Linked DNA regions of Homo sapiens: all the other regions are linked to region 1. Evidence: chromatin contacts called from ENCODE Hi-C or POLR2A ChIA-PET data. All regions are on one chromosome and are shown on one strand. Each heading gives the region's core, a stretch centred on a gene start or an enhancer-like site at or near the end of the contact. The rest is flanking DNA. Distances are from core to core; before and after follow the strand shown. Region 1 holds the start of WTIP (WT1 interacting protein). Region 2 has its middle 22 kb from the start of GARRE1. Region 3 holds the start of GARRE1 (granule associated Rac and RHOG effector 1).

Region 1 (4,807 bases), core at 1,037-3,536:
GAGGCAGGAGAATCGCTTGAACCAGGGAGTCGGAGGTTGCAGTGAGCCAAGATCACGCCACTGCACTCCAGCCTGGCGACAGAGCGAGATTCCGTCTCAAAAAAAAAAAAAAAAAAAAAAAAAAAAGATCCAGTTCAGGGCAGCCGTGAGCTGCTGACACCATTGAACGCTCAAAGACACAAACCCCAGGACAGCCACGGTCCCAGGCATGGTGACCATCCATCCACCAAAGCCAGGTGCTTAATACAGAAGGCGGGTTGGGAAGTTCTCGCCCCAGGCCCCACAGTATACCTCTGCCCCGCTCACAATCTCACCCCAAGAGCTGTCCCAAGAACTAGAGATCAGGGGGCCTGGGCCACACTGGGAAGTGGAGGCTGTGAGGCTGCTGGGCTTTGCAGATGCACCTGCAGCAGGATTCCTTTAGGAAACATCCTATGTCCACAGCACAGTCCGGGCGAGGGCAGCCCCGTGTGACTGGCACGGTTCCCCTCTCCCGCAAAGTGGGCTTTTCTTCCCTCACACAGTCTCCCTCTCCAGCCGCTACCATCACCAAAGCCTGGGTCAGGCGGTATCCGGTGGTACCTGGGCCACTCCATCTCCCGGTTGCTGTCCACACCCATACCGTGGCGGGGCAGACGGGGAAGCACCCCTTTCTGCTCATCACGAAGCATGAAAGGATCAGATAGAATGAGAGCACCAAACGCAAAGAAGAAAAGATCAGGCCGGGCGCACTGGCTCAAGCCTGTAATCCTAGCACCTTGGGAGGCCGAGGAGGGCGGATCGCTTGAGCCCAGGAGTTTAAGACCAGCCTGGGCAACATAGGGAGACTCTGTCTCTACAAAAAAAAAAAAAAAAAAAAAGTAAGAAGAAGAAAAGCTGGGCATGGTGGTGTGCACCTGTAGTCCCAGCTTCTCGGGAGGCTGAGGCGAGAGGATCGCTTCAGCTTGAGAGGCGACGGCTACAGTAAGCCGAGGACGCGCCGCTGCACTCCAGTCTCGGCGACAGAGGAAGACCCTGTCTCAAAAAAAAAAAAAAAAGAAGAAAGAAAAAAAAAAAAGAAGAAAGAAGAAAAAATTATCAGAAAATGGCTCAGTGTGCCCATGAACCTGACTTGCCTGTTAAGTTAGGAACCGCACATCAACTCACTCGGCCAGAACCCCTCGTGTGTCGGGGGACCCAGAGGCAGGGGTGAAGCCGCTGCTGGGGATCCAGGCGCACTCACTCACCCTTTGCGCTCCCCAGTCCCCAGGGGATGCACCTTCCTCGTCCCAACCCCGTGCACTGCTGCACCCCCAGCCAGCCCCGTGCTCTCCTCCGCTGATCCGGCCGCCTACCCGAGGCAGTCTCGGAACCCCGGACCCCAGCCATGCGCGCAGGGAACTGCCGGGCCGAGCGAGCTCACCGAAGTAGTCCCGCGCCGTGCGCGCCTCGAGCGCCCGCTCCAGCTCCCGGGTGAGCGCCTCCAGCCGCCGCTCGGCCGCGCTTGGGCCGCCCTCCCGGCCAGGGGGCAGCGGGAGTGCAGGCAGCGGGAAGGGAGCCGGCCCCGCAGGCTCCGGGGAGCGAGCGGGCGCGGGGCAGGCGCCGGGCGGGAGGAAGTCAGCGTAGGCGCCGGCCGAGCCCCGGGAGCCGAGGCTGGAAACGCTGGAGCGGGCGCTGCCCACCGAAGGCGGCCCGGGACCGGGACGCGGGTCCGAGCGACCGGAGCGCGGGCTGCCGTGGCGCTGGTCGTAGCCCAGGCTGATGCCGCTGGATCGGGCGCTGCCGCCACCGCCGCCGCCGTCGGACCCCGCCAGGCTGGCCCGTGGGCTGCCCGCAGGCTGCGCGCTGAGCTCCGGAACCGCCGCGCGCCGGGGACCCCGCTCCCCGCGGCTCAGTCCGTCCGCCCCGGCCTCGGGGCCGCCGCTGCCCTTCCCTCTGCGGCCCAGCGCGGGCGCCGCCTCGTCTCCAGGCCCAGGCCGCGGCCCCCGCCGCCCCCGACCGGGAGAGCCGCACCCGGGCTCCAGCTCCCGCAGGGCCAGCCCGGCCAGGAGTAGGGCCGCCTCGTCCGCGCCCGCCCTGGAGCGCTGCATGGCCCGGCCCGCCGGCCCTGGCGCGTCACCTCCGCCTCCGCTTCCCGCCGCCGCTCCGGCCGGGCCGCCGCATCGTCCGCCCGAAGCCCGGAGCCCGCCCCGGGACCCCTGGGCGCGGGGCGGGGCGGGGCCGGCGCCGGGCCGGGGTCGTTCCGGCGGCCACGCGCGGGCCGGGGGACGCGGCGCCCTGCTCGGCGGCGCGCGCGGCGGAGGAATGTAAGCTCCCAGGCGCCGGGCCGCGCCCCCTCCTCGCCGCGGCCTCGCGCGGGGCGGAGGGACTCCTTTGCGGGGGCAGGAATGCGAGGAAGGAGACGGCGCTGCGGCCTCTGGAATGTGGGGGGAGTGGCGGCGGCCGCGCTGCGCCGGGACCTCGGAGGGGCGTGGAGGCCGGGCCAGGACGCAGGGGCGGGCGGCGGAGGCACCGCGGGGAGAGCCCAGGGTCTGCGGGGCGCCCGGGCCGTCGGGCCGCTGGGAAGAGCTCGGATTTCCGCAGGCTGAGCTGGAGGCAGCTGGCGCCATCCGGGCCGGAGAGATCCAAGCAGTCGACAGCTTTCCCCACATCCCGCCCCATCTCCCTTCCCTGCGCCGCCTTGCTCTCCGGCGCTGCAGGGCCGACCCAGCTCAGCTTGGAACCCACGGCGCTTCGCCCGTCCCGCGCCCAGGAATACTGTGCGCCTAGCGCAGATGCGTCCCCACGACCCCCTGCCTGGCCCGGGGCCATGTGGCCGCGCACCGGCCTCTGAAGCCCCCATCTGACTGCTGGGGAAGGCGCCCAGAACTAGGAGCGGGTTGGTTGGGGACTGGTCCTCGCGCTGGGTCGCTTCGCCCAGGCCCCCAAGGCCAGGCTAGAAGCAGGCCTCAGGCTCAGAGCCGGTGGGCGGCGAGCCTCCCCTGTGGCCATCACAGGCAGTCCCCGTGAAATATGGGGACTCCTCCCTTTTCCAGCACCTGCATCCAGGGTGGTGGGTGAGGCTTCGAGGGGAGGTCCTGGAACCAGCGGGGCCATAGGGGCCACATAGGTGGGGAATCGAGAGGTGACTAGGGCTTCGTGCCCAAGGACACAACTAAAATCCCTTGTACAAGTCACACGGCTATAGGGAAGAAAACCAAACCGTTATCTGTCAGGGCCTGATGGATCCAAGAAAAGTGTTGCGTGAGAGAGTACTGTTTTCCAGGCCCTCTCTGCTCAGAGATTTTCGGGAAGGCGCCTACAGTGGCTCAGCGCGCAGGGAGCCCGCACGGGAACTGTCCCGGCCAGACCGCCCAGGGCAGTGTGGCCTCAACACCACTGAGCACCCGCTGGGGCCGCTAACCCCAGCACCTTCCCATAGCCTGCGGAGTTCCAGCCCCTGCCCCACCAGGGTAGGGGAAGTGGAAGCAAGCATTTCGTGTGCGCGGAGGGTGGGGGAGTTGCGCTGTTTTGTTTTTTTCAGACAAGGTGTCGCTCTGTCCCCCAGGCTGGAGTACAGTGGTGTGATCACAGCTCACAGTGATCACACACACCCCAGAGTCTCAACCTCCTGGGCTCAAGCAATCCTCCCACCTCGGACTCCTGAGTACGTAGGAGTACAGGCGCACACCACCACACAAAACGCTGAGATTACAGGCATGAGACTCCGTGCGGGGTCTAGAAGCCAGCATTTGGGAGAGCAAATACCCAGGGAAGCCAGGACATGAAAAATGGTCTACCTTTCAAATGAGAAAGGAAAAGCCAGTTCAGTCATATCACATTTCATGGACTGCATTATCTACTATTTAAAAATTACAATATTGGCAGGACTGTGGTGAAACAGTTGCACATATGCTACTGGTATGAGTGCAAATTGGGATATCCTTTTGGGAAGAGCAGTTTGGCGGTGTCAACATCCGCACAAACGAACACGAAACTTAGAAGCAGTAATACTGCTGCTAAACATCTATTCAAGGGAAGTTATCAAAAATGCAGACAATAATCCAATCACAACCGTGTCGTATAATCCCAACATCATTTAGGTAATCTACAGCGGTCCCCAACCTTTTTGGCACCAGGGACTGGTTTTGTGGAAGACAATTTTTCCACAGACAGGGATGGGGAGGGTGGGAATGGCTTCAGGATGATTCAAGGGCATTATATTTATTGTGCACTTTATTTCTATTATTATTACATTGTAATATATAATGAAATAATTATACAACTCACTATACCATAGAAAGAGTGGGAGCCCTGTGCTTGTTTTCCTGCAACTAGACGGTCCCATCTGGGGGTGATGGGAGACAGTGACAGATCATCAGGCATTAGATTCTCATAAGGAGCACACAGCCTAGGTCCTTCGCATGCGCAGTTCACAATAGGCTTCGTGCTTCTGTGAGAATCGTGGTGGGACTCAGGTGGTAATGCTCCCTCGCCTCTGCTCACCTCCTGCTGTGTGGCCCAGTTCCTAACAGGCGGTGGTATACTGGTCTGTGGCCCAGGGGTTGGGGACCCCTGATCTATTCTGTCCTAGGATCTCCAGCCTTCTGAAAAGATGCTCAAAGGGAGCTCTCTGCATTTAAAGGCAGCTGTTGGGCTGAGTGTGATGTAATCCCAGTGCTTTGAGAGGCCAGTATGGGAGGATTGCTTAAGGCCAAGAGTTCAAGACCAGTCTGGGAAACATAGTGAGATTCCATCCCTACAAAACATTAAAAATTAGCTGCCAATGGTGGCACATGCCTGTAGTCCCAGGTATTTTGGGAATCTAAGGCGGGAGGATGCTTGAGCC
Region 2 (4,807 bases), core at 610-3,109, 250 kb after region 1:
GTTTCACTCTTGTTGCCCAGGCTGGAGTGCAATGGAGTGACCTCGGCTCACCGCAACCTCCACCTCTCAGGTTCAAGTGATTCTCCTGCCTCAGCCTCCTGAGTAGCTGGGATAACAGGCATGCACCACCACACCCAGCTAATTTTGTATGATTAGTAGAGATGGAGTTTCTCCATGTTGGTCAGGCTGGTCTCGAACTCCCGACCTCAGGTGATCCGCCCTCCTCAGCCTCCAAAAGTGCTGGGATTACAGGTGTGAGCCACCGTGCCGGGCTGAAGCAGCTCATATCCTATAACCACATGACACTTTCATAATAAAAATGTTTCAAAAGACACAGCCAATGACCCTTGGCAGCAGATCAAGGCCTTCAGATTTTCCCATTTAGAAATGTGGATTTTTTTTTTTTTTTTTTTTTTTTTTAGACTCTGTCACCCAGGCTGTAGTGCAGTGGTGTGGTCATGGCTTACTGCAACTTCAACCTCCTGGGCTCAAGCAATCCTCCTGCTTTGGCCTCCCAAAGTGCTGGGATTACAGGCATGAGCCACTGTGCCCATCTACTTTTCTTTTTTTCTTTTTGAGATGGAGTTTTGCTCTTGTCACCCAGGCTGAAGTGCAATGGCGCGATCTTGGCTCACTGCAACCTCTGCCTCCTGGGTTCAAGAAATTCTCCTGCCTCAGCCTCCCAAGTAGCTGGGATTACAGGAACCCGCCACCATGCCTAGCTAATAATTTTTGCATTTAGCAGAGATGGGGTTTCATCAAGTTGGCCAGGCTGGTCTGGAACTCCTGACCTCAAGTGATCTGCCTGCCTCAGCTTCCCAAAGTGCTGGGATTACAGGCTGAGCCACTGCGCCCGGCCAAATCCATTTTTGCTGAAGAGCATATGCCTGTACAGGATAATGCCAGACAGAATATACACCCAAATAGTGTCAACATGGTCAGCTGTGGGTGGTGGGATTAGAGAATTTTTTCTTCTCTTTCCTTTAAAAAACAAACATAATCTACACTGCCTGCATTCTTTGTTTCTTTTTAAAAATACCACCCAATCAGAGAAGAGGCCTGCATTCTTTTTACATGTATTACTTTTATAATGAAAATATATACCCAGTTCTGTGTTATAAATTGCAGTCTGCAATGTTCCACATATCCACTGAGTCAAAGAAACGCTATTAAGTACTGGGAATCCAGCAAGGGAGAACTGTCACCCAGCTAACCCCAAAAGAGAACATTGACAAAATGCTTTCAGTAGAAGCAAAATCCTGAATTGCAATGTTGGGATTTGCATTCTCATCAACAATCCTGCGTGAGGCCAGCATCCCAGGATTATCTGGATTAGTGTGTATGAGGATTATAGAGGTGCACTCCAGACACCTAGTAAACATGTTCCTGTCCTCTGTCCTGGAATGACTGTACACTGTTTACTGGAATTCAGTACAATCTCACCTGGGCCCAGGCCTCTCACACCCCCTTTAAGGTTGGCGATCTTCCCTAACCCTTCAGCCTGGAGGGAAAGGCTGGACCTTCTGGGCCCTGCCGTTCCTTGCTGTCTGCTCTCGGTTGTTTCTGTGCGACTCAACTCTGAGTGACTATGAGTCATTCTTTCTAAGAAAGCCTCACTATTGAACTGAAATATGCTTTGGCCTCACAGAGCTGCTTTGTTTCCTTACAACCACAACATGGGCATCAGTACATTTTAAAGCATTTCCTCAAAAAATCAACATTCATGACAAACTGGAATTATATTTAGGTCTATGTTGATATGTTCATGAGCTAAACCTGAAAACATTTTTATCAGTCAGCCAAGTTCATTAACTAGTGTACTGAGCTGGAATTTAAAGGACACCCTACCACTGGCTCACAGCTCTGCACCATCACCGAGAACAGAAACCACATCGGATTCAGAGTCCTACCTCGTGCTCTTGGAACCGGATTTACAGAATGTCTCAAACCACAAGCTTCCTTTTCTGGACACTGGCTCCGATAAATAGGATAAGAACCTTTGCACCGCTCCTTAGAGGGCTGGGATGGATCCCACAGGAGCAGTGCCTGGTCCCTGGACCACTAGCTTCCCAATGCACACATGCACTGTTGGCTGCTGGCTGGCTGGCTTCCAAGCCTCTGCTAGTCAAAGCTCTCTCTCCCACTTCCCTTCCTTGACCAATTTCTGTTTGGAGGACACTGCTTCCAAGAAGTTGTCTGTCTCCCCATCTTGGAGAAGCCAAGGCAGCCTGCTAAGCAAATCTCCTTTTAGCATCTTCAGATTGACAGATTAATGGTACTATGATACTTCCCTAAGTTTGATTTCAATTTTACTAATAATACGTGGTTTTTTTTTTTTTTTTTTTGAGATGGAGCTTCGCTCTTTTTGCCCAGGCTGGAGTGCAGTGGCACAATCTCAGCTCACTGCAACCTCCGCCTCCCAGGTTCAAGCAATTCTCCTGCCTCAGCCTCCCAAGTAGCTGGGATTACAGGTGCCCGCCACCACACCAGGCTAATTTTTTGTATTTTTAGTAGAGACGGGGTTTCACCATGTTGGTCAGGATGGTCTCGATCTCTTGACCTCGTGATCCACCCGCCTCAGCCTCCCAAAGTGCTGGGATTACAGGCGTGAGTCACCGCACCCAGCCTAATACTTGTTATCTTTTAAACAGAGTCAGAACAGGCCAGGCACAGTGGCTCACACCTGCAATCCCAGCACTTCAGGAGGCCGAGGCAGGTGGATCACCTGAGGTGAGGAGTTCGAGACCAGCCTGGCCAACATGGTGAAATCCCATCTCTACTAAAAATACAAAAATTAGCTGGGTGTGGGGGCACACGCCTGCAATCCCAGCTACTCGGGGGGCTGAGGGGAGAGAATCACTTGAACCTGGGAGGCAGAGGTTGCAGTGAGCTAAGATCGCGCCACTGCACTCCAGCTTGGGTGATAGAGTGAGACTCCGTCTCAAAAAAACCCCAAAACCAGTCGGGACAGGTAAACTAAAGCAAATTGGTGACACCTGCACTCCTACAGGAAGAGACCATTCACCTGGATTACTTTATACCATGACACTCTCCCCACCTTTACTATGTAAAACAGCTTAATCTCTGAACTAACAGGGCAGGGGGATCCTGCAACACACTGAATCCAGATGTGATTGGATGGCCTAAGTAACCCTTCTCAGGAAAAGAAGTTGCTTCTCAGCCATGCTGTGGACAGAGGGGCCCTGCAGAAGGAGCGGCTTCTCTGATGGGCAGAGAACCCACAGAGGCAGGGACAACTGGCATGCAAAATTAAGAGACAGAAGGAACACAAACCCTATGCCAGGAATAAAAACGAAATAAAACTCAGTACTCAAAGCACCCAAACTCTGGAGGAAACTCGAGTCTCAACCTCCCCATTTCCCCTGATTCCATCCTGCAAAACTGTTCCCTCCTTTCCACTTAGTCCCATCCCTCTCTTCATGCCCCAGTCACAATCTGGATATACTGGGTTTGGAAGGATGGGAAAAATGCTAAGATAATCCTACTGTGGAAAATATATCAACACCCCCAAAGCAGGAACCAGCTTTGGTGTTGTACAGTCATCTTCCCAAACCTAGCTAATCACAACTACCTGTGGGATCAGTAAGATTCCTAGGACCTACTAGAGAAGGGGTCCCTGATCCCTGGGCAGCAGAACGGTCGTGGTCCGTGGTCTGTTAGGAACCAGCCTGCACAGCGGGTGAGAGGCGGGCTGATGAGTGAGCATTACCATCCGAGCTCCACCTCCTGTCACATCAGCAGCAGCATTAGATTCTCATAGGGTTGGAAACCCTATCGTGAGCTCTGCATGCAAGGGACCTCGGTTGCGCACTCACTGATCATGCCCGATGATCTGTCACTGTCTCCCATCACCCCCAGATGGGACCATCTAGTTGCAGGAAAACAAGCTCAGGCCTCCCATTGATTCTACATGATGGTGAATTGTGTAATTATTTCATTATATATTACAATGTAATAATAGAAATAAAGTGCACAATAAATATACTTGAATCACCCCAAAACCATACCCCCTGCTCATCTGTGGAAAAACTGTCTTTGGTGAAACCAGTCCCTGGTGCCAAAAAGGTTGGGTTCTGCTGTACTAGGGAACTTCAGAATCACTCTCTGGGCCTGGGAATCTGTACTTAAAAATGCTCCTTGGTAGATTCTGATCAGAGATTTGTGAAGCACTGACAGAGAACAGGATGAAGCCCTAACTCCTATGTGGTAATGTTTCCACAATGCTGATGTGCTACAGGAAGTAAGTTCCCTTTATTATTAATATTCCCAAGCGGACAATTTCCTAAGTAGTAAATTTTTTTTTTCAAGTTGGCAGGAAATAATTTCCCACTTACTGTCTTTCCATGTGGAGGGACTTTAGCCAGTGTTTCTCAGAGTAGAGGAGCACTACTGCACTTTGGGTTGGACAACTGATTGTGTGGCACAGCACAGGACATTTACCATCCGGGCCCTTACTTTTAAATACCAGTGGTGATCCCCAGTGATTGTGACAACCAAAACACATCCCCTCACATTCCTCAGTACTCACGCACCACTTAATGATGTTTTGGTCAACGATGGACTGGGTATACAATGGTGGTCCCAAAGATTATGATACCGTATTTTTACTATACTTTTTCTGTTTAGATATGTTTTAAATACAGAAATACCACTGTGTTATGACTGCCTACAGTATTCAGTACAGTAACATGCTGTACAGGTTTGTAGCGAGGAGCAACAGGCTACACCATATAGCTTAGGTGTGGAGTAGGCCATACCATCTTCATTTGTGTAGTACACTCTCTGA
Region 3 (4,807 bases), core at 789-3,288, 230 kb after region 1:
GTAGACTAAAGGCAAAAAAATAAAACCATGAAACGATGAGACGCAAACATGAATTTCTTTTTTTTTTTTTTTGAGATGGAGTCTCACTCTGTTGCCCAGGCTGGAGCGCAGTGGCACGACCTCGGCTCACTGCAACCTTCGCCTCCTGGGCTCAAGCGATTCTCCTGCCTCAGCCTCCCAAGTAGCTGGGACTACAGGAGCGCGCCACCATGCTTGGCTAATGTGTTTTTTTGTATTTTTTTAGTTGAATCCGGGTTTCACCACGTTGGCCAGGCTGGTCTAGAACTCCTGACCTCAAGTGATCCGCCCGCCTCGGCCTCCCAAAGTGCTGGGATTACAGGCATGAGCCATCGCGCCAGGCTGGAATTTTTTTTTATGACAAAGAGACAGAAAAATTGTCCAAATATGTCAAAGGAAAACAAATACTATGTATTCTTAAAAATTGAACGTTACGGCCGGACACGGTGGCTCACGCCTATAATCCCAGCACTTTGGAACGCCGAGCCAGGCGGATCACCTGAGGTCAGGAGTTCGAGACCAACCTGGTCAACTGGGCGAAACCCTGTCTCTACTAAAAATACAAAAATTAGCCGGGCGTGGTGGGTGCCTGTAATCTCAGCTACTCGGGAGACTAAAGCAGGAGAATCGCTCGAACCCGGGAGGCTAAGGTTGCAGTTAATCTAGATCCCGCCACTGCACTCCAGCCTGGGTGACAGAGGGAGACTGTCTCAAAAAAAAACAAATAAAGTTACCTTTGACCCCATTTGTAAATTTATTCTAAGATAACAATCAGACCAGGTGTAATATCTCACACTTGTAATCCCAACACTTTGGAAGGCGAAGGCGTGAGGGTCGCTTGAGGCCAGAAGTTTTGAGACCAGCCTGGGCAACAGTCTCTTATTAAAAAAAAAAAAAAAAGACCATATCAAACAAATCCTTCCGGCAGAATTGTTTATCTTGTGACAAATTGGAAACTATCTCAATGCTCATCGGTGGTTAAATCACATACTGTAAAGTCCATAAAAATAACAATACCTATCTGTATTTATTGATTATCACCAAAATGTTAGCAGTGGTTGTCACTGAATGGTAGACTGGCAGATGACTGTCATTTTCTACCTTAAGACTTTTTGTGTCGTCTTGAGTGTTTTGCCAGGAAAGGAGAATTAACTGCTTTTATAATGGGGATGAGGGACCAGAACAAGGTATTTTCAAACTGGAGGCCCCCAAAGCTGAGTCTCTGGAAAATTTCTAAAAAGTCTAAACAAAATTCTTATCATGCCAACCAGGCACGCTTCTTTCCTCGCACCGCGCGGCGCAGAAAGACACACCCCTGACTCTGCGCTCGTCCCTCGGGCTCGGGTCCTCCACGCTCAGCCCCGGCCCTCCCGGTCCCCGCGGACCCTCCCCTCGGGCCCAATGCGCCAGCTGGCTCCGCAGGGCCGGAAAAGCGCGTTCCTCGGCAGCCTGGCGCCGCCGGGAAGGTGCGCGCAGCCCGCCCGGCAGCCCCGGGATGGCGTGAGGGCCGCCTCCCCGGCTAGCCCCAGCGGACCCCTGCCGCCAGCAGGCCGCCCTCCCTCCGCGGGCTTCCGGGAGCGGGTCCTGGCGCCAGCGCGACCTCCCGGGCCCCGGCGAACCGAGGGAGCGTCCCCTTTCCCCGCCTGACGGGCGCCGACCCGCCCCTGCGGTGCCGCGGCCGCCGAGTCTCCGACGCGCCCCCAGGTCCCGGGTTCGCGCCAGGAGGCCCCTCCGGGCTTCCGTCGGCCGGCCAGCGCCCGCAAAGCCCGGCGTCCTCCACAGCGGGCGGGCAAGGGGCGGGAGCCCACGGCCCCGCGCCCTGCGGCCCCGAGCGGAGCGGCGCCCCGCGGGCCCGTCTCGCCGTCTGCCCTGGCTGCGGCCCGCGGCCCCGCTGCCCACCGCCCACCGCCCGACCCCGCCCGCCAGCCCCCGCCTGCGCCCGCCGCGCCCGCTCCTCACCTGCGACGCGCCCCGGCCCCCAGCGCACCGCCTTGGACCGGCTGTGTACACCGGAAGTTACGTCTCCGGTCCGGCCCCGCCCCCGCCTCGGGCGGACGCGGGGAGGTTGCGGATCCCGCGCCTAGAGCGGACTCTCCTCTCGCATTAGAGGGGAGGGGGCGCCCCGGAGCCTCCTCTCCTGGGACCCTGGGCCCCCAAGCGGGACGGCCGGGGCGGAGGTTGAGGACTGGCGGCCAGAGCCGGAGGTCCACCCAGATCCCCCACCATGGCTTGGCCCCCGGGCGGGAGGGGTCGGGCTGCGTCCTCCTGGATTTATTACTGAAATTGACTGAAATCGATTACTGGCGTATGGAGTGTTTCCTAGATGCCAGGCCCCGACGGGCACTGCAGGAACGGGTAGTGCTCTCTCCCTCATAAGTTTATTCCTTAGTGGTAAATACACAATACCATTGTCACATATCCGGGTGATAATATAGTACCAATGGTGACAAGTGGTAGGAGGGGAAAGAGTAAGAGGGAGGGAGAGAGTACCCTGACCTAGTAAAGGAGAGTGATCCGGAATTCCCCCAGGGAAAGAGCAGGAGCTGAGGTCCTAAGGGGTAGAAGGGAGAAAAAAAAAAAAAAAAACGAGAAGGGAGGAGAACACATTACGCAGAAGCAGCAGCAAGGGTCTTCCAGTTCTGTGGGTTTTGTTTGTTTGAGACGGAGTCTTGCTCTATCGCCCAGGCTGGAGTGCAGTGACGTGATCTTGGCTCGCTGCAACCTCCACCTCCCGGGTTCAAGTGATTCTCCTGCCTCAGCCTCCCGGATAGCTGCGATTACAAGCGTGCGCCACCACGCCCGGCTAATTTTTGTGTTATTAGTAGAGACGGGATTTCCCCATGTTGGCCACGCTGGTCTCAAACTCCTGACCTCAGGTGTTCCGCCCACCTCGGCCTCCCAAAGTGCTTGAGCCACGGAGCATGGCCCAGTTTTGTGTTCCAATAATAAATCAGAGTGGTGAGAAGTTAGGTCTTACTTGACAGTGTTGCAAAACTAATGAGTTTTAAGCAAGAGGTGATTTGTCCATACTTGAGAGTGTAAAGGGGTTACTCTAGATGCAGTGTGGAGAAGGAAGGACTACGGAGGGGAGGCAAGAGTGGATATAAATGTGTACACCCATGTTCATATTAGTCAGAAGGTGGAAGCAACCCAATGTCCATCCACGGGTGAATGGGTTCACAAAATGTGGTATAAACATAACAATAGAATATTACTCAGCGTTGAAGGAGGCCGGGCGCCGTGGCTTACGCCTGTAATCCCAGCACTTTGGGAGGCCAAGGCGCGTGGATCACCTGAGGTCAGGAGTTCGAGACCAGCCTGACCAACATGATGAAACCCCGTCTCTACTAAAAATACAAAATCAGCCAGGCGTGGTGGCGCATGCCTATAATCCCAGCTACGATGCAAATAGATGAGCTTTGAAGATATTATGCCAAAAGAAACCAGTCACAAAGACAAATATCCTATGATTCCACTTACATAAGGTACCTAGAGTAGTCAAAAACATAGAGACGGGCCAGGCATGGTGGCTCATGCCTGTAATCCCAGCACTATGGGAGGCTGAGGCAGGAGGATCACCTGAGGTCAGGAGCTCCAGACCAGCCTGGCCAACATGGTGAAATCCCATCTGTACTAAAAATACAAAAAGTTAGCCAGGCGTGGTGGTGGAGGCCTATAATCCCAGCTACTTGGAAGGTCGAAGCAGGAGAACAACTTGAACCTGGGAGGCAGAGGTTGCAGTGAGCTGAGATTACGCCACTGTATTCCAGCCTTGGCGATGAAGCGAGAATCTATCTCAAAAAAAAAAAAAAAAGAGGCCGGGTGCAGTGGTTCACGCCTGTAATCCCAACACTTTGGGAGGCCGAGGTGGGCGGATCATGAGGTCAGGAGATCGAGACCATCCTGGCTAACATGGTGAAATCCCATCTGTACTAAAAATACAAAAAGTTAGCCAGGCGTGGTGGTGGAGGCCTATAATCCCAGCTACTTGGAAGGCCGAAGCAGGAGAACAACTTGAACCTGGGAGGCAGAGGTTGCAGTGAGCTGAGATTACGCCACTGTATTCCAGCCTTGGCGATGAAGCGAGAATCTATCTCAAAAAAAAAAAAAAAAGAGGCCGGGTGCAGTGGTTCACGCCTGTAATCCCAACACTTTGGGAGGCCGAGGTGGGCGGATCATGAGGTCAGGAGATCGAGACCATCCTGGCTAACATGGTGAAACCCCGTCTCTACTAAAAATACAACAAAAAATTAGCCGGGCGTGGTGGTGGACGCCTGTATTCCCAGCTACTCTGGAGGCTGAGGCAGGAGAACTGTGTGAACCCGGGAGGCAGAGCTTGCAGTGAGCCGAGATTGCGCCACTGCACTCCAGCCTGGGTGACAGAGCGAGACTCCATCTCAAAAAAAAAAAAAAAAAAGAAAGAAATGTAGAAGTTCTAATATTTTCTCCCAGTATCCCAATGGATTGCCTTCCCATACTATGGGGTACATGAACCTCCCTTTGAAAACCATTCATGGACTATGGTAGTGGCAATGGGGATGGAAAAAAAAAAGAAAGTCAAATTTGAGAAAGATTTTGGAATAAAATTGATGTAAAATCAGTGGTGAAATGGATATGGAGGGTGAGGAAGAGGTAGGAATCATGAATGTCTCCTGGGTCTCTGGGATGAGCCATTGTAGTGCTGGCACTCATTGTTTTGGGAAGCCCCGGAAGAGGACCATATTTGGGAGGGTGGAGGATGGGAAGAATGGCCCGAGTTCCAGTGTGAACATGGCATCAAAGAAGAGGC

What was found. Hi-C counts contacts between places; a loop is a spot of excess contacts on that map. ChIA-PET counts read pairs that join two places held with the same protein, here RNA polymerase II (POLR2A). Pooled maps may share reads with other maps.
Region 2: a pooled map shows a loop between it and region 1 (2.3-fold over the local background). The contact joins the enhancer-like site here to the promoter of WTIP in region 1. A Hi-C loop is called at or near these places in 2 of 50 pooled maps. POLR2A ChIA-PET finds 5 or more read pairs at or near these places in 5 of 52 experiments (B cell, H1, PC-3 and 2 more).
Region 3: a map of ascending aorta shows a loop between it and region 1 (1.8-fold over the local background). The contact joins the promoter of GARRE1 here to the promoter of WTIP in region 1. A Hi-C loop is called at or near these places in 1 of 168 maps with a recorded cell type or tissue (ascending aorta). POLR2A ChIA-PET finds 5 or more read pairs at or near these places in 2 of 52 experiments (CD8-positive, alpha-beta T cell and HepG2).

Annotation. Positions count from the first base shown.
Region 1 is chr19:34,479,237-34,484,043 of GRCh38, reverse strand. It overlaps WTIP (WT1 interacting protein), which reads right to left and starts at 2,286. Exons shown (of 8, transcript NM_001080436.2): 1 at 1,403-2,286. The coding sequence starts at 2,069. RefSeq lists enhancers at 1,248-1,902, 1,903-2,558, 2,559-3,213.
Region 2 is chr19:34,229,948-34,234,754 of GRCh38, reverse strand. No RefSeq gene overlaps it. Among named protein-coding and RNA genes, the nearest start is that of GARRE1, 22 kb to the left of the region's middle. Within about 2 kb of position 1,859, at least 26 of the 41 ENCODE cell types and tissues checked have a DNase peak (open chromatin) inside an H3K27ac peak, as active enhancers do; they include PC-3, where a contact is called at or near this core.
Region 3 is chr19:34,251,785-34,256,591 of GRCh38, reverse strand. It overlaps GARRE1 (granule associated Rac and RHOG effector 1), which reads right to left and starts at 2,038. Exons shown (of 14, transcript NM_014686.5): 1 at 1,978-2,038. RefSeq lists an enhancer at 1,220-1,741.